4 separate regions of the Homo sapiens genome follow, and all the other regions are linked to region 1. Evidence: chromatin contacts called from ENCODE Hi-C or POLR2A ChIA-PET data. All regions are on one chromosome and are shown on one strand. Each heading gives the region's core, a stretch centred on a gene start or an enhancer-like site at or near the end of the contact. The rest is flanking DNA. Distances are from core to core; before and after follow the strand shown.

Region 1 (4,709 bases), core at 643-3,142:
TCTCCTTTCTCATCTGTAAAATGGAAATTCATAAATTCTTTTCCTCAGAGTATGATGAAATAAAAAGGAATAGGCTAAGGCAGGCCCTGGCCCACAACTCTTCCTCCATAAACCATAGCAATCCGCACTAATCATGGCAGGCGTCTGTAGCCACCAACTGGCCCATCGAGAAGGCCTCAATATGGAGGTGGCTGCTCCAGCCTAGCTGGTCCCAGCTTTGGCCCTCAAACATGGCCTTTCCCTGCCCACCAAAGCAAGGCCTTCTCCCCCGTGCTGTTCTCTTGCATCCAGCCTGTCCTCCAGGGCCTGTAGGTCTTCACCCCTGGTCAGGCCTCTCGGTCCCAGGACTCCCACTGAGCTGATTCAGGGCAGGAAGCAGGATCCCAGAGAGACAAGAAGGCTGCCTAATTTGCTCCCCTGCCAAGCGCCTTCTCCACATCTACCAGTTTCCTGCAGGAAAAATGTGGAAAGCTCCTCTGCCTGCATTGTCCTTCCCTCCATTTTGCCAGCAGGCAAACTCCTATTTCACCCTTGGAAGCCCAGCTCAAATATCCCTTCCCCTCCTCTGGCCCCCTAACATCATGGATCTTATCCTTAGGAGCACAGCTTGGCCAGTCTGTCTCCCTAGGCAGGTGGTCTGAGCTCATGGCTCCTCTGATCCAACCCCACATTCCCCAGGGTATTCACAGCACACAGCCAGTGCTTTATATATGTTCACTGAAAAAAGGACACTAGCTTGGCTCCTGGTCCTGCCGAGGGATTTGAAGGTGAACCCTGCCCTTCGCGGACCCGGGCATCCACCTAGGGGGCTGGGGCTAGAGGTCCAGGAAGGTGGGCAGGGTCAGCCTTGCCTGGAGGCAGGGTTTGGGGCCAAGGCACCCACCGTAAACCTCCTCCTGCATCGACACCTCACAACCATTCCCCAGCTCTGGGCACCTTAGCAAGGGTGAAGGGCTTACCCGTGGACACTCGGAACTGGGACTTGAGCCCCCTGGACCTCACTTTCTTCAATCTATGAAACGGGGCAGTGCACCACCAGGCCCTGCCTACCTTACTGGGAAGCCGGGAGGGCAGAATGGAAAGACAAGGACGGAGATTCTTCCGGTGGCGGATAGAGTAGGGGGTCCCAGGATCTGTCTGGTTCGAACTCAGCTGGTGACTTTGCAGAGATACTCAATTTCCTTGGGCCTCAGTTTCCCCTTCTGTAGAAACAAGGATATCGGATGAGGGATGATTAAAGGGCCTGCTCCACCTCGACCGTTACCGGGGATAGGGTCTCGGGGCCAGGCACGGCGTTCGAGGCCTCCCACCCAGCCGACCGGCCTTGGGGACCCTTCCCCGCTGGCCCGGGCCACGCGTCCCGGGTACTCACTGCAGAGCGCGCCCGGCAACCCCGAAAGGCCGGTCGGGGACCCCGGCTGGGAGTCAGGACTCTAGCTCCCGGGCGCGACCCGAGAACCCTGAATCCATTCCGCGCACACCCGGCCGCGTGACCCCTGCCGACCGGCTGGCGCGCCACCCATTCCCCGCGGCCCGCGGATTAGTCAGCAGTTGTTCTAGTCCGGGTCCCTTCCCCCAGCCCTCCCGCCGATCTCCGTCTCCCTGCAGGGCCGACTCTTCAGCGACCGTCCCTAGAGCCAGCGGACGGAACCATTCCAAACAGCCTAGTCTCGTGCTGAGAGCCTCTCCGGTTTCACGCTGAGACCCGCTCACCCCCGCTCTGGCCCCTTAGATGCTATTTTGGCCCGAGTGTCACGTCGGGCGCTCTTTAGAGAGGACTGGGACAAGAGTTGCGGACGCGAAGAACGAGTAAGCGGTGGTTCATCCCTCCTGACCCCACCCCCGTGGCCTGGCCCGATGGTCGCGCCCGGGGTTGCGAGATTTGCGCCTGCGCAGTGCGGCGCCTAGAGGGAAAGCGAGAGGGAGACGGACGTTGAGAGAACGAGGAGGAAGGAGAGAAAATGGCGTCCACGGGTGAGTATGGTGGAACTGCGGTCGCGCCGGCGGTAGCCGGAACGCCCAAACTGGGGGTCGTTCGTCTCTGGGCTTGGCTGGGAAGACTGAGTGGAGTTGCCGAGAGGGGGTTGAGGCACCCGCCGCGGCCCGACGAGCTCGGGGATCCGCATTCCTCTCCCCTCCCCCAACCGGGCGGGCCGGTTCTGGAATCTTCCGGCGCCCGTGGCGCGCGGGGGGCTTGCTGCGGCGGGGGCGCGCGGGGCCCGCCTTGGCCTCCATTGTGTGGCGGTCCTCGCGCCCTGAGCTCCGGGCCTCCCGCCACGTGGGCGGGGCCTGCGGCCTTCGAGGCCCTGCGTGAAGGGGAGGATTTGGCCAGGCCTCAAGCCGGTCACTATGAAACCGCCGGGGGGCCCGCAGGCTGCTGTCCCTGTGAGGCCTCCCTCCCCGTTTTCAGGGTTTCCTGAGAAACCAGGGGAAAAAGCAAATAAAGATACCGTGGATTTGTGGGCCGAGGGGTGCCGGCCTATGAGCGGGAGCCCCGTCATCCTTAAGACCCAGTCGGCTGGGGCGTCTGGCGCTGCCGAGCTGCCCCCTCTGTGGCTTCCAGCCCCAAGCCGAACTTCTGCTCGCCTGGGCTTTAGACAGAATGTGCTTCCCTCCTCCAGGGCCCCCAGTTTGCCGCTTTCTTGGGCTTCTCCATTTTTATCGTTATTAATCCACGTCCTCCCCTCCCCCAAAACCAATTAAGTGGCTTCCCAGGGCCCTTTTTCTGCAAACGCCGAGGGACATCCGTTGTATAATAAGGCCAGCCTGGGTCGAGAGACGAGAAACGCTACCAGAAAGATATTTCTGGTCTCTCTGACCTAGGAGGAACAAAAGGCCGAGCCTTCATTTGAATTATGTTTCAGCAGTGGCCTCGCACGTTTATTCGCCTGCGTTAGGCCGGCAGGCCTGTTGATTTCGTAGGTCGACAGAGGAGAGGGGAAAAAAGGCCAGTAGAAGCAATCTTAAAGGCACTTGCAAGCAAGCCCCGGTTGGGAACTCCAAAATGGGAGTAGAGTGGTCCTTGATGGAAGGAGCGTTTAAGAGTGTCGCCTAGCCATCACCTGCAGTTCGCAATCTGTGGGTACACTAACCCGCGAAAATTGGCAGGGTGGAGCATTTTTGCCCCGGGGGTATTCTCAGGCCACCTGGTTCCAGGCCTTAGAGACAGTGGGAGAAGATGAGAAGGAAGACAGGAAAAGTTCTGGGCACTCCAGAGTTTTTGGAGTCCAGAATCCAGCAACTTAAGGACAGTTTAAGAATTCTCCCCATCTGTGGTCAATAAACAGGTAAGTGTTGGCTGTTCGTGCCGGGATACCAAAGAGTGGATACCAAAGAGTGCCGGTAGAAGAGAGGACTGAAATACCACAGCTAACCTCCCGGTGGGAAGTGGTTTCCTAGGTGCCCTATCCACCCTCTTCTGCTCTGCAAAAGCCTGAAAAGGCAAAACGTGTGCGTTGACATTTTTGCGTGGCTGGACGTGCCTTTTTTCAGTCAACTTTGTTCAAACCTTGTTCACCAGTAACTACCATGTGCTGTACTGTATTAGAATTACAGTTGTGGTTTCTGTTGACACAAAGTAAACACATTAGGCCTGGCTGGGGGGGCCTTCAGAGAGTCACATAAGTAATCTGGTCCTTAGTTTCCTTTCCTGTAAAATACAGAAGTTAGGCTAGACCTCTTAAGCTTTTGAGCCCTTCTGACCTTCCAGCATAAGCATTCCACAAATTTGTCCTATGCTGACTTCAGCTCAGGTACTGTGAAGCTCAACTCAGGTAGTGTGAAGCAGCTTCCATAGTGACTGCTCTAAAGTGTTAAACCGTTGCCTTGGGTTAATAATAGAAGTTTTCTCTCCTCGTATGTTATCTCATGTAGAAAAGTACGTAAAGCATATATATCCAGTGCAACAAAGAATTGGAATGCAGACTCGCAGCAATCTAGAACCCCCAGCGCTCAATCACAGTGAAGTGATTTTTAGTGAAGTCAGTGGCTCACTTTTGGGGGTTAAAAACGAACACGGTTGCTGAATAATCTGACCAGTTTGTAATTGTATTAGGTTGGTGCAAAAGTAATTACGTTTGCATCAACCTAATAGCTTGCTTGAGGGCCTGTGATGTTTGTGTGCTCTAGGAAGATAAATGTAAGTTCATGAAACAAATTTGCTACCTTCTATAGCCCACCAGTTAGTATAGGGCCGAATCCTGTGGTTTCTCACTGATAAGAGGTCATTGGTTGTTCCATATCAGCTTTGCCAGTTTGATGTTTTACATAACTGCTCTTGCGTAAAAGTCGTCTTGCAAACGTTGAACTTACATGACAGTGATTTACAATCACTTCTCAAGCAAAGACCTCAACAAAACGTGGGTTAAAATATTTGATGTTAAATGATTCATTGCTGTGTTTATTTTGTAGATGCCACATGGAAAAAATGATCTGCATTTAGTTTTAATGTCAGAGAGAGTATGACTTGTAGTGCTATTGAAAATGCCTTTAAGATTGTCATGAACAGATTATTTTTTTCATTATAGGTTAGCCTTTGGGCAGTTGATTTGTTCCTCTTGGTGATTCAGGGTTTTGAGTTAAGAGTGTGTACAAAGGAAAGAAAGTAGTCCAGTAAAGTACAGAGAGGTAGGCAGATAAGCCAACGTGAAGAGATGGATTCAGCAAAGCTCTCTCAGGCCGCCGAGGGATTGTGAGGCTGGCTTTGGATT
Region 2 (4,269 bases), core at 527-3,026, 2.1 Mb after region 1:
GGCCGTCGGGGTCTTCAGAGATGGGTAGCCCATTCTCACCCAGCCTCGGAGGAGGAAGGTCGATGTAGCCCAGCTGGAGGCTGGTGACACCGTGCTGGGCCTCGTGCTGCCGGAGCCGGTTGGCATCAGTGAACACCTTACCACATAGACCGCATGGAAGGATGCCTGCCTCCCTCAGGCCCCCTGGGGACCCAAACATTGAGTCCAGCAGGTTGGCCTTCCTTGGGCGGCCCCGGCCTCGCTTGCCAGTCAGGGGAGGGGCACTGGATGCCACACTGGGGAATGGGGAAGTCAGCAGTTGGGGGGATAGGGGTCCAGCCACCATGGGCAAGCGGTCCACCCCAGGTAACACAGGCAAAGAGGCTTGGCCTGCAATGGCTGCACCAGCCGCCCGAGCTGCCTCCTCCTCTGGCTGCATGCTGCCGGCGATGCCATTGCTGTTGGCTGCCAAGGCTGCCCCGTTGGTCATGTCCAAAGGGAAGCCCAAGTCCGAGGTCCCAGGGGGGCGAAAGAGCATTATATCGGCGCGGGCAGGGGGTACCAGGATCTGTACGTTGGACTGTTTGATGACTTCCTGGCAGATCTCGATAACCGACCTCATCAGCAGGAACTTGGCGGCCGTCATGAGTTCGGGAAAGCTCTCCAAGCGCACCACGATGCGGGAAGTGTAGGCGAAGTCCAGAATGTCCCCAAATACCTTGGAGCTGATAGTGTGCATCTCCAGCTCCCGGCTGCCCCCGGCCCCGCCGCCTGGTGCTGCCGTCGCGCCCCCTACATCAGCCGGACCCCCGTCCGCAGCTCCGCCGTCGCCCAACTGGGCGCTGAACACCGACTCAAAGTACTCGCTGCAGGCGGCCAGCACGGCGCGGTGCGCTGGGAAGCTCTCGTCGCCTACCCGCAAGAGCACGTCGCAGAAGCGCCCGCCGTTTTTGCGCTGCTGGTTCAGGTTGTGCAGCATCTCCGTGCTGTGTCTGCTCACCTGGTATGTGTAGCAGCCAGACGGGCCGCACGAAGCGTCGTTCACCCGCTCCATGGCCGCCGCCCCCTCCCACTAGCCCGGCCGCTGCACCTGCCCGCCCCCTCCCTTCCCCTCAGCAGCGAGAAGCGGGGCGCAGCAGACGTGTCCACACTCCCCACACGTGCCGGCCCGAGGCTCTGTAGTCTCGCAGGTGCGCCGAGTGTACACGCCCCCAGCCCGGATCAGACTGTCTAGACTGCGGGGTGCACCACCCCCCACATAGCCAACCCCCGCCCTCGCTGGACTGCGCGCCACTCTCTCCTCTCCGCCCGCCCGCCTCCCCTTCCCGGTCTACCTTCCGGGGGGGTGCGCGAGCGAAGAGGTGCGCCCCTCCTGCAAACGCGCCTGCCACCTCCCCTCCCGCCCGCCAGGCGGCGCCGGCGCGCAGCCAAGAAGGGCACGCGCACGCGGGGAGGAGAAGGAGGGGTCCGCCGCGCAGGCGCGCGCGCGCGCCGCGGCTTTTCCCGGGCCCGCTGGGGGCGCGCGCTGCGTCCCCTGCAAAGCGCGAGCCGGGGCGGGGGCGCCGGAGCGGAGGAAACAAAAGGCGAAGGCGAAGGCGGCGGCGGCGGGGCGCGCACGGGGGCGGTGGCGCGGGCCGGGTCCCGGAGCCTGGAGGGCGGTGGCGGCGGCGGCGGCGGCTGGAGCGGGCGGGCGGCGGCGGCGGCAGAGTAGGCCCTTCCTCAGGCCGGGAGAAGGCGGCGGCGGAGCGGCGGCTGTGCGGCCCCGGGCTCCGTGTGTTCGGAGCGGAGGAAAGATGGCAGCGGCTGCACTTCCTCTTGCACTTTCACCCCTGGGGGGAGGAGAAGGAGGGGGCGATACCAACAACACCCCCCCTCTCGCTTGCAGAAAAAAAAGAAACGGCGAGCTCAGAGTGGGGGCCCCGGCGTCCCCGGCCTTGCACGTGCGCGCCCGGATGCCTAGCCCGGGCCGCCTGGCGCTGCAAACTTTACACTTTCTTTGTGCCGAGCGCCCCCCCCTCACCAAGACGAGGATGCACGTCCCCCCTTCCCTATTTATACACCCCCCCCCCGCAGTCCGCTCCCCCCGCTTCCTGCCCCCCCTCCCCATTCCCCAGATCCGCCAATGCTAGAGCAGCCTGAGCCCCCGTCCGGCCCCCGCCTCCCCACCCCGCCCGCGGGGCCGGGGGCTGCAGTCTCAGCCCCCCCGGACCAATGCAAACGAAGCGCCGAGCCAGCAAACCAGCTCCCACTGCCCCTCCCCTGCCCGCTGAGAGTGGCGGCTAGCAGGGTGGGGGGGCAGGAACTGAGGGGTGCGGATCCGGGCCCCCCAGCCTGCGAAGCGCACTCGCAGGTCGAGCGGGCGTCGTCCACCCTTCGGAGCCCCGCTTTCATGCGTGAAATTCCCAGAAGTCGCCTGCGACCGCCTCCCTGCTTCAAACACCAGAGAGGGCCCGGGGTCCTGGCCGGAGACAGGCCGAACCTCCGGAGCTGCTTCTGCACCCGGTACATTGATCGATCTGATGGGCTGCGCGCCCGGAAGAGCTGGAGAGATGAAGCCAGCGTCCAGCTTCTCCCCCAAACCACAGCACGCCGAGCTTTGTCCCCGGGGAGCGTGAAGTCACCAGCTCCGGGAGGCGACAATATGAGGGCGATGGACGGGGCAGGGACCCCCGGAAGCCCCAGCAATCCTCAGGGAAGTGGGGGTGCCGGAGGAGTCGGGGACACCCTCAGGCCTCTCCAAGCCCGGAGCATCCCCAGCGCCCGCAGCCCTGTGAGACGCCGGGTGCTCTGGTAATGGGCCCTGCCGCCAGGCCTCGGCGCTTTGTCCCCGGCCCGCCCGGGGATGCTACCACGCTAGAGTTGTACACCAAGGTTTGTCTTCCCAGGAAGCGCTGGCGGCTGCCTTTGGGCCGCCTGGCGCGGAGCCCCAGGCTGCAGGCGCCGCGTGTGCGGGCGGGAAGTTCCCACAGTTGCAAAGAGGCAGCGAAGTATGTGTTCCAAACTTTCCACGGTTCCAAACTGAGCGCTTCCATTAAGAGAAGCGGTGTGCGGGGGAAAAGCATTCTGGGTATTAGCATGCAAATGAACGGGCCCGGCTTCCAACTCCGCTCGGGATTCCCACCGCTGCGCGCCGAGCTCGCGCCCAGCCACGCGCGCCCTGAGGCTTCCGGGCGTTGCCCTGGCGGATGATCCGAGTTCAAAATCGAGACCTCTGCCTTCTGGTTTCGTGTCCTGGTGCTTAGTCACTTGGCCTCCCTGAGATTCAGTTAAACTGTTTCTTAACCTGTGCACAGGGACAGCAGCACCTGTCCTGCACACCTCCGCTCTAGGGCATAGTACATGCCAAACTCCTGTTGGAGAGAATGAATTAGAGGCATGAAGAAAGTTCCCTGGACACGAAGCCAGGAGATCTGTGTTCTAAGCCCAGACTCACTGTCACCTTAGGCTAGTGCCTCCCTCTCTGAGCCACAGCTTTCTTGGGCGGATTTTGGGAACTGGCACGTTTTATTTTTGAGAGAGCTGCTGGGAACATCCACAGAGAAAGAGAAAGGGGCCGGGCGCGGTGGCTCACGCCTGTTATCCCAGCACTTTGGGAGGCTGAGGCGGGCGGATCACCTGAGGTCGGGAGTTCGAGACCAGTCTGACCAACACGGAGAAACCCCATCTCTACTAAAAATACAAAACTAGGCCGGGCGCAGTGGCTCATGCCTGTAATCCCAGCACTTTGGGAGGTCGAGGCAGGCGGATCACCTGAGGTCGGGAGTTCTAGACCAGCCTGACCAACATGGAGAAACCCCGTCTCTACTAAAAATACAAAATTAGCCGGGCGTGGTGGCACATGCCTGTAATCTCAGCTACTAGAGAGGCTGAGGCAGGAGAATCGCTTGAACCTGGGAGGCGGAGGTTGCCGTGAGCCGAGATCGTGCCATTGCACTACAGCCTGGGCAACAAGAGCGAAACTCCGTCTCAAAAAAAAAAAAAATACAAAATTAGCCGGGCGTGGTGGCACATGCCTATAATCCGAGCTACTGGGGAGGCTGAGGCAGGAGAATCACTTGAACCCGGGAGGCGGAGTTGCGGTGAGCCGAGATCGCGCCATTGCACTCTAGCCTGGGCAACAAGAGCAAAACTGTTTCAAAAAAAAAAAAAAGAAGAAGAAAGAAAAGAAAAAGAGGTTTGCTCTGAGTGTCCAGTGTATACACACATCGTTTCTCCATAGTAGGTACAGATATTCCTATTCAACCATTGGAACTGGGGAAGGTGAGTGACCTGCCCAAGGCCACACAGATA
Region 3 (4,612 bases), core at 1,356-3,855, 2.8 Mb before region 1:
ACTTCCACATAAATAATCAGTCACTAAATCCTGCTAATTCTAGCTAAACCTGCTTTTCACCTTCATCTCCTCTATGACTGATGTTTGCTAAACCTAATTATGGGAAAGGATTAACGCATTTAGGGTTGAGAAGGGAACTGGGTTTCAGACAGACATTGAGTAATACCCCTTGATACCCAGTCTGGCCAGACCTCTCCTCATGCTGTAATTCTCAAATGCAACCATACCTCATCTCTGCAAATTGAAGACTACAATATTCACATTATCATCAAAGCTCGCTGCATGATCAGGCTGTGGCTATCTTTTCTACAATCTCCCAGCAATGCCAGACTCATTCAAACATTGGGAGAGGCTTGCAAGGTTAAAACATGTTAGCTTTGGAGAGCGATGGCTCACGTGCTTGATTCAGCTGCTCTGAGGAAAATGGCATTTTTATTGTTATGTTAATAAAATTAACACAATCTGGCTGGGGATTTTCAATTAACCCCAAAACTCTAACCAACAGCCCAGCAAAAGCTATGCCATGGCAGGCCTTGTTACTCACCACGAGGCTGACTTTGCCTCTGTGGAGGTAGAGGTGGCCATCTACTGTGCAGTCATCCTCATTCTCTTCATTTAGGTTTTCTTTTCCGGTATCACTTCTTTCTCCCTAGCTGTGACCGTTCCTCTATCCCCCAATCCAGTGAATCTGGACGTGGTAGGTTTCAGTGTTTTCAGTCACAACTGCCACTTGGTTAGTTTTCACTCAGCATGGAAAGTTCCACTTCCCTTCCTTGCAGGTTCTTCAGTTTCATGTATATTTCCATGCCTCTTACAACTCAGGGAGAAACTATAACAGAGAATCCTAGCAGAAAAGTCAAATCCATTCCTCTGGTTTCCTAAGTATCACTGTGGCTGTCTGCAGAACCACCTCTTCAAGCTCCTCTCCAGGAAAGCCAAAAGTGGGAGATGCATGCTAGAGCTGGTGTTCTAAAGAAATTTCTAGCTTGTCTAGTTCAAACCCATCCTGAAGACTCTTATTAAACGTTTTGAAGTTTCCAGTTCAAACATCAGTGCCTTGGCTCTGAAATAAACACAAGGAATAGATATTTCAGCAACTCGTGAGAGAGCATGTGACCCAGCAGGATTAAACGAATGGTATATTTCAAAAGAGCTTTCTGTGAGGGTGACAATCATGCTTCAAAATCAAAGAGGGAGGCTTGCAGAGACTTCAGAGTAAGGGCTTTAGTTTCTCGAACAGTTAAGGGAAACACACCACAAGCTTCACGGAAGATAAAATCAAATGACAGGGTGAAAATGCTCTAGGTGTGGACAGCTATACAAATAAACCAGTTGCTGTGGTAATAATGGAACCCAAATTAAGGAACTGTCATCTTGACAGTCCAAAAGTAACCTGAACATGCAGAATTCCAGAGCAGGGCAAATTTCTAAAAAATGAAGAGAACTTTATCAAATGGCTTTCAAACTTCCACAAGAGAAAGACAGCTCAGTGTATCACGGAATTTCAGAGTCGGAAGGAACCCTGGCATCGTTTACTCTACTCTCCTGCACTCTTTTCCAAAAATTACCTTGGCTGTCTCTGCTTTACACCCTCCAGAGATGCGTGGTTCACTATGTTACATTTCTCCTTCCAACAAACTAAAATCTGCGTTCCAGATTTTACATCTGCCTCCCACTCGCTAGTCTGGATAACGCTCTGCAGGAAAACACAAAACAAGGTCTAATTCTTCCATGTGACAACCTCTTGGTCACTTCAAAACTATTGTCTAATTCTTACTGTCACTTTCTCCAAGCTTAATGCTTTAGCAACATGGTCTCAAATGTTTGCTCACCATTCTGCAATCTGTGGGTACACAATACAGTTTGTTAAAAGTCTCTAGAGACGACCCCCATTGAATATTTGACGGCCTGTAAAATCTCTATCTCTTCTCAGCTCTAGATATTTTGGATTGGGCCTCCACAGGACCACACTCATTGTATTCTATGGAGCATATTTGGGTGCCTGTGGAGGGGGTATCTCTGTTACTGGAACCAAGGACAGCAGCCTAAAACTCCCCATCCCTTGTTCCCAGAGGACTGGGCCCTACACTACCGAGGTCCTCTCTTATCTCTGAAAGGTCCAGAAGAGACCAATAATGGCCCTGGAGTAGGAAGAGACGTCGGAACATGAGCAGAAAAGGATCTGGTAGCCTGGGAAGTAATAGTAACAACGCGGGGCTGGGGCTGGTGATACTGCTGTGGGAAGGGGCCTCAGTGGGGCAGCAGGGCTGGAAAACGGACGCTAATGGCTGGAAAAGGGCCAGGAAGCTGCTGGGCGCAGCCCCCGGGGCGCAGGCAGCGACTGGTAACAGCACTAGGGCTGTGCGGTGTCTGGCCCCAGCTCTACGGGACTGGGAAATGGTGGGCGAACGCCTAAGGATTAGGCGGGGTCGGGTCACGCTCTAAGCTGGGGGCCCGCCCCTCGGTATCCCCGCGCTCCGAGCGCCGCCCACCCACCGGAGTAGCCAGGCATCCCAGTGCTCGGGGTTCGGGACTCTGGACCAGAAATGTGGGCAGCAGCTGGGTACCTGCGACTTCTGCCCCGTACCTGCGCGCGCGGCAGAGAGGCCTTAGGTCACGCGCCGCCCCGCCTACCTCCCCCTCCAGCTCCTGGCAAGCCGGCGCGCGGCGATGACGTGCCGAGTGCGCCGCACGCCGCTGACGTCAGAGACCAATGGCTGCGGCCGCAGCTGCGGCGCTGGAATCCTGGCAGGCGGCGGCTCCGCGGAAGAGGCGCTCCGCGGCTCGACGGCCGCGGCGGAGGGAGGCGGCGCCCCGGGGGAGAGAGGCGGCGCCCCGGGGGAGAGAGGCGGCGCCCCGGGGCCCCGAGGCGGAGTTCGAGTCTGACAGCGGAGTCGTGCTTCGTCGCATCTGGGAGGCTGAGTGAGTGCAGGCTCGGCCCTGATGGAATCTTTGCGCCCATGGGCAATTCTGAGCCACAGTCTCCCCATCTGTAGAGTGGAGATATAATGCACACCCTTTAAGGAGTTATTGTGAAGAGTTAACGTAGGTAACGAGCTCATTAAAGATGTGGATTATAGTAAGCGCTCAGTTAAAGGTCGTCTTTCCTTTTATTACGGTTACAGCTGCGTGACCTTGGACAATTTATAATCTCTGTGCCTCAGTTTTCTCATCTGTGAGATGGGGATGAAAATAGTACATACGTAGGTTTGTTTTGAGGATTCAATGAATTAGTAAACGGAAACCATTTTCTGGCACGTGGTAAGCACTGTGCCAGTGTTTGCTATTAATATTATGCCGATGTTGATATTATTGGTGGTGGTGACACGAGGGAAGCAACATGAACACGTGACTGCTATCATCAGGCAGCTGCTATGTGCCTGACATTAGCTTAATCATTCTACACACTTTATGTTAAACATTGCAGGCATACTAGGACCCTGGTAGCTCACTGATTCTCAAAGAGACAAAGAAAATGTGTGGAACCAGATTTCAAACCCAGGTCTTTGTGACAAAAACCAGTGCTTCCAGCTTTCCATTATGCTTGTTGCTTATCCCAGCCCAGATTCTCACATACCTTGCTCTGTACCTTAGAAAGTACATAGAGAGTGCCTAATACAGAGGAAACACTCAATAAATGTTACTTATTATTGTTATTTAGTATTATTATCTTTATTCGCAGTTTTGTTTAGGCTCAATAAATAACAGCTTTAGTTAGCACTTAAGATCAGCATCCGAAGGGCCGTCACAAGGGGAGAAATTAGATTAATTTTGTGTGCTCCTCTCCCCTAGAATTAGGGTCAAGAGGCAGTAATGTCCCAGAGTTTACCTCTGAAGAGAAAGTTGCTGACCATTTGGCTCAGCCTGAATAAAAAGCACCTGCGATTATTTTTAAGCTCTCAGAGGATGCCAGTGAGAGTGAATGTGCCTAGGGGTTTGGAAAACTCAAGGCATTTTTCATATCCCTTGACACTGTCACGATCTCCTCAACTGCTTCAGTATTCCCCAGGAGCTCCTTGCTTCTCCCAACACCCAAGTGTGGTGCAATCACCATCGCTCTGAGTAGAGATTGAGCCAGCATTTTACACGCATATCTGTGTACGCATTTACCAGTTCATAAAGCATTCCTGTGTACATCAGAACTCTCTACCCTCTGTGAGAAACGTGCAGCAGCCTCTGGGCCGACTTTCAATTCTCTGTACTCCTTTCTGAACCCCATAATCACTGTCTCTGGCTGTGGCTTGTCAGTTTAAATCCAGTTCATTTTAATTCACTGTTGACTTTCTTTTGCTCTGGGTCTGTAAAACCAGTTGACTTGAATAAAGAAAGCCCAGACACTTGGTTTTGTCTCTTTACTTTCCCCTTAAAACTATTTATAATAACAAATACCATTTGTTGAGTACCTGCTATGTGCCAGACACTGGGCTAAGAATGTTAACCCATTTTATGCCTCTAAACTCCTCCGTGTTGGGAATGATTTTTATCCCCATTTTAGAGATGAGGAAACTAAAGCTCAGAAAGGCTAATTCTGAGCACTTAACAACCATTTATTGAGCTGCAATTCTATGCTAGGCTCTGTTGTAGACTGAGAATAGACCCAGATCTCTCTCTG
Region 4 (3,572 bases), core at 1,073-3,572, 2.6 Mb before region 1:
GATGAGAAAGATCTGGCTGAGATGATACCCGACCCTCTAGGGAAATTCTTAAAGTAACTTCTAGGAAATGTCATTGCTCCTTAAAAAAAAAAAAAAAAAAAAAAAAGCAGGTTCTAATTCAAATTCCGCTGCACTACTGAAGTAGTGCAGGACTTATCAGAACCTTTAAAATGCTAATGGCAATTTCAAATACTCAGGGACAGGGCATAGGATGAAGTGTTCCTTGACTTTTATGGCCGTAGAATCTTTTTCTCATGGAACATCGTTTAGAACTGTGGGAGATGCTAGGCTGGGGTTTCTATGGGAAAAGTACAGCAGTGATAGAAGATGGCATAATTAGGGTACACTTAGGTGCTTTGTAGCATTGGCTGAAAAGGAAGCAGACCGGGTGGGCGTGGGGGAGTCTCAACTTGGTTCCAGGAGCCAGGCCAGCTTGATGCGTTTTTTTTTTTTCTAATGGTGGGAGGGCAGGCCAATAGTTGGAGAAACTAGAGGCCTGACAGTCGGTGATGGAAGAGATGTCTACTAAGCACGGTTGTCAGATCTTTTGCGGAGAGATGCGGGTGTGCGTGTGTCTGTCAGAGTGTAACAGGATCCAGCCCTCTGGGAAGGGGCTGACCAGAACCAGGCAGGGGGTTTCTGTCTAGGACAAGTAGGGTCCATTTTCAGGGGAGCTGAAATATTTGCAGGGGGTGCTCTGAGACCCACAGCCAATAAATAGGGAAGCAACATGCTTTTGGGCAGGGTCCATGTGGTTAGGGTTGATTTTGATGGGGCTGGGGGGCTTAGAGTTAGACCCCCTGCCCTGGTCAGGCCCCACTCCCTGGCTGGTGGGGGCGGGAGGCCTCTGAAGCTGCAGCTGGAGGGGCCGGGGCAGTGTTGCATGGTGTGATTAACCTACTAACCCAGGGCTCAGCCGGGACGCTGTGGCGTGTGACGAGGTGCCTGGCCTTCTGCCAACCAACTAACCCACTAACCAGGCCCGAGCATGCCCTACTAACCACCCCCCCGCAGCCAGATCCTACTAACTGTGCAGCTCATGGGCCTTTCAAGGGGCTGGGATATGGGGGCAGCCAAGGCTCCAGAAGGCTCTGCCTATGGGCTGGGATCTTTGTGCAGACCCACGTTCCAGGACAGAGAATGCAAATAAGACTCACCAACTCTGCCACTTCCTGTTGAGTGAGTTTGAGTAAGTCACCTCACTTCTCTCAACCTCAGTTTCCTCAGTGGTAGAATGCGAGTTCTGATACCTTACAGGTTGCAGTGAGGATTCCCGTCAATATAAGGGTCTCAGCACATGGCAGACACCTAAAAAAAAAAAAAGTATGAGGATGGAGGAAGGCCCCTCAAACCTGGTTGAACACGTCTGCTGCCTAGGCCCTGGCCTCTCTGGGTGTTCTGCACACAGATCCTTCTGCCTGGGGCAAGACACTTGGCTTTGAATCCATGTCACTTCCCCACATTCTTCCTCCGTCTCAGCTTTCTTTTCTGTAGGCAGCTCTTTTGTTCGATTACTAACCCGTCTAACCCCTGGGGTGCCTCAACTGCACCCCGATCATCCCTTAACAAACTAACGGACCTGCGTGCGTTCTTCCTTTTCTCTTAGCGACTCCTGTGTGTGTCTGCTGAGGTGCCCTGTCCGCTGGTGCTGTGCTCTGACTTACTAACCCAGCCCCTACTAACCCTGTTTTCTCTTCTTACTAACCCCAGCCCTGCCGAGCTCTGGGCTCCCCCCGGGGGCTGGTCCCCCTCCTTTTGGCAAGCAGATGACCTGGGGCTACTGGCCCTGTAGACAGATGTCCCACTTTGCTGCCCCATATTGGCTGTAAGATCAGAGTCCACTGGGCCAGGTCTAAGGCAGGGGATGGCCCTATTAACAAGACTCAGAGGAGGAAGAGGTGGTCCTGTGGATGTGGGAGGCTGGACTCTGAGTATGACATCTCTCCTATGTGCAGAAGTCTGGTTGCCACTGGGAGTAGGTGGGACCAGGGAAATCTCTGGGACGTGAGTGTGGAGGCCTGTTGGTCTAGACTCTAGACTGTGGAGCTCTGAGCTTTTGTGTCCTCTGGAAGGAAGCTGGGGAAGAATCCTCTCCATTGTTAAGTGACGGGGATAGAAGCTGTCCTGCACAGGAAGTCACGAGGGGGGCGTATCCCACGAGGAAGGCAGGAGGGGGCGTGCCCCTCACCGGAAATTAGCAGAGGGGCGTGTCCCACACCGGAAGTCAGAAAGCGGAGCCTTTCTTACACCGGAAGTCAATGAAGCGGGTCTTTCCTACGCTAAAAACCACTGAGTGGAGTATTTAGTACACAGGAAGTCGGCCAGAGAAACATTTCTCATATTTGAAGGCCGGAAAGAGGGACATTTCTGACACCGGAAGTCAGTGAGAGGACTCTTTCCCACACAGGAAGTCAGCTAGAGAGCCGTCTCCCCTCTCTGGAGCCGAGAGAGGCCGGTTTCCCCCACCGTAAGTAGACGTGGGGCCGTGACCGGAAGTCCTTGGGAAAGATCCGTCCCATTCCCGGAAGCTAGAGGGCGTTAGTTGTCGGGTTGAAAAGGGGTGTGGGGAGGGGAAGCAGCTTTACCCCGGGCTCGGAGTTTGCAGGAGAGAGAAGTGGGGAGCAAGAAGTGAACCTCAGGGGCTCACAGGGTTCCCGCAGATGCTCAGGCCGGCCAGGAATGCATCTCTGGCTCTCTGTTCCCACGGACGTCACTGCCTCAGCCAGCCTCCCCCAGAGCCCGCCAGCCGCTAAGCCGGGGCCACACCTGGGGGTGATTTCATGCCTCACCTCCAGTAGGCACCTTGGTTTCTTTGGGCTAATCTCTGGCTCCCTTGCGCTAACTCTTGCTCTCACCCAGCTAATCCCTGCCTCACCCTGACTGCCCCAGGGGCTGACCACTAACAACCAACCTGGCCCTGTCTGGGGGTTCCAGGCTCCTGGCCTGGCCCTGACCGGTTCTTAATTAACCTTTCCTTCACCTTGACTAACTCCTGCCTTCCTGGTCTGTTCCTTTCAGCAGAAACTAATGGTTTGTGGATTTTTTTCTGACTAACAACAGGTCTAACATTCCTCGTTACTGTTAACAGCTTGGATGTCGGCATGGCTGGGAAGGGGCTAACACAGCTTTGAACTTGGCTAACACAGGTTTGAACTTGGCTAACACAGGTTTGAACTTGACTAACACAGGGAAAAGCATAGCTAACAATTTTGGGCGTGGTGGCTGCTCTGAGTCAGAACAATCAGAAGTCGGTAAAGATGGTAGTTTTCTAAAGGAGGTGCCAGGGCTCTGGTGTGGACCAGGCCTGATGGAGCAGTGGTACCCACCAAGGTGGGGTCAGAAGTATAGCCAGTCTTGCAAGGTTTTGGCCATTGGGCATATCTTCACTCCTCATAGTCTGCATTTGGTTTCAGTTCTTAAAAAAATATAGCCTTATAGCTACAGTAGTTTGCACAAGTAGATGCAGCTCTTATAAACCTTAAAATACCTGTCTGGTGTCTACAGAGCATATGCCATTTTGTATAGAGTCACCCTTCCCCAGGCCAGGGCCTAGAGTCTTCATTTTGGGGACT

What was found. A loop is a pair of places that touch in the nucleus more often than their neighbours do. ChIA-PET counts read pairs that join two places held with the same protein, here RNA polymerase II (POLR2A). Pooled maps may share reads with other maps.
Region 2: a loop to region 1 is called in a map of CD4-positive, alpha-beta T cell, with 5 times the contacts of the local background. The contact joins the promoter of PATZ1 here to the promoter of EWSR1 in region 1. A Hi-C loop is called at or near these places in 1 of 168 maps with a recorded cell type or tissue (CD4-positive, alpha-beta T cell) and 7 of 50 pooled maps. POLR2A ChIA-PET finds 5 or more read pairs at or near these places in 2 of 52 experiments (CD4-positive, alpha-beta T cell and CD8-positive, alpha-beta memory T cell).
Region 3: a loop to region 1 is called in a map of CD8-positive, alpha-beta T cell, with 10 times the contacts of the local background. The contact joins the promoter of HPS4 here to the promoter of EWSR1 in region 1. A Hi-C loop is called at or near these places in 1 of 168 maps with a recorded cell type or tissue (CD8-positive, alpha-beta T cell) and 6 of 50 pooled maps. POLR2A ChIA-PET finds 5 or more read pairs at or near these places in 1 of 52 experiments (H1).
Region 4: a map of CD4-positive, alpha-beta memory T cell shows a loop between it and region 1 (10-fold over the local background). The contact joins the promoter of MIATNB here to the promoter of EWSR1 in region 1. A Hi-C loop is called at or near these places in 1 of 168 maps with a recorded cell type or tissue (CD4-positive, alpha-beta memory T cell), 2 of 37 single-sample maps with no recorded cell type and 11 of 50 pooled maps.

What each region holds. Positions count from the first base shown.
Region 1 is chr22:29,266,376-29,271,084 of GRCh38, forward strand. It overlaps EWSR1 (EWS RNA binding protein 1), which reads left to right and starts at 1,893. Exons shown (of 17, transcript NM_005243.4): 1 at 1,893-1,974. The coding sequence starts at 1,962. RHBDD3 (rhomboid domain containing 3) reads right to left here and starts at 1,606. Exons shown (of 7, transcript NM_012265.3): 1 at 1,373-1,606; 2 at 1,051-1,202. RefSeq lists enhancers at 1,485-2,356, 1,749-1,808, 1,919-1,978, 3,441-3,490 and a silencer at 2,149-2,238.
Region 2 is chr22:31,344,570-31,348,838 of GRCh38, forward strand. It overlaps PATZ1 (POZ/BTB and AT hook containing zinc finger 1), which reads right to left and starts at 1,777. Exons shown (of 5, transcript NM_014323.3): 1 at 1-1,777. The coding sequence starts at 1,033. It overlaps LINC01521 (long intergenic non-protein coding RNA 1521), which reads left to right and starts at 2,190. Exons shown (of 1, transcript NR_120386.1): 1 at 2,190-4,269. RefSeq lists silencers at 533-602, 1,153-1,572, 1,943-2,012, 2,063-2,282.
Region 3 is chr22:26,481,178-26,485,789 of GRCh38, forward strand. HPS4 (HPS4 biogenesis of lysosomal organelles complex 3 subunit 2) reads right to left here and starts at 2,606. Exons shown (of 14, transcript NM_022081.6): 1 at 2,497-2,606; 2 at 545-1,063. The coding sequence starts at 585. SRRD (SRR1 domain containing) reads left to right here and starts at 2,700. Exons shown (of 7, transcript NM_001013694.3): 1 at 2,700-2,922. The coding sequence starts at 2,714. RefSeq lists an enhancer at 2,654-2,773 and a silencer at 2,794-2,883.
Region 4 is chr22:26,670,521-26,674,092 of GRCh38, forward strand. It overlaps MIATNB (MIAT neighbor), which reads left to right and starts at 2,323. Exons shown (of 6, transcript NR_110543.1): 1 at 2,323-2,467. MIAT (myocardial infarction associated transcript) reads left to right here. Exons shown (of 5, transcript NR_033320.3): 5 at 1-3,572.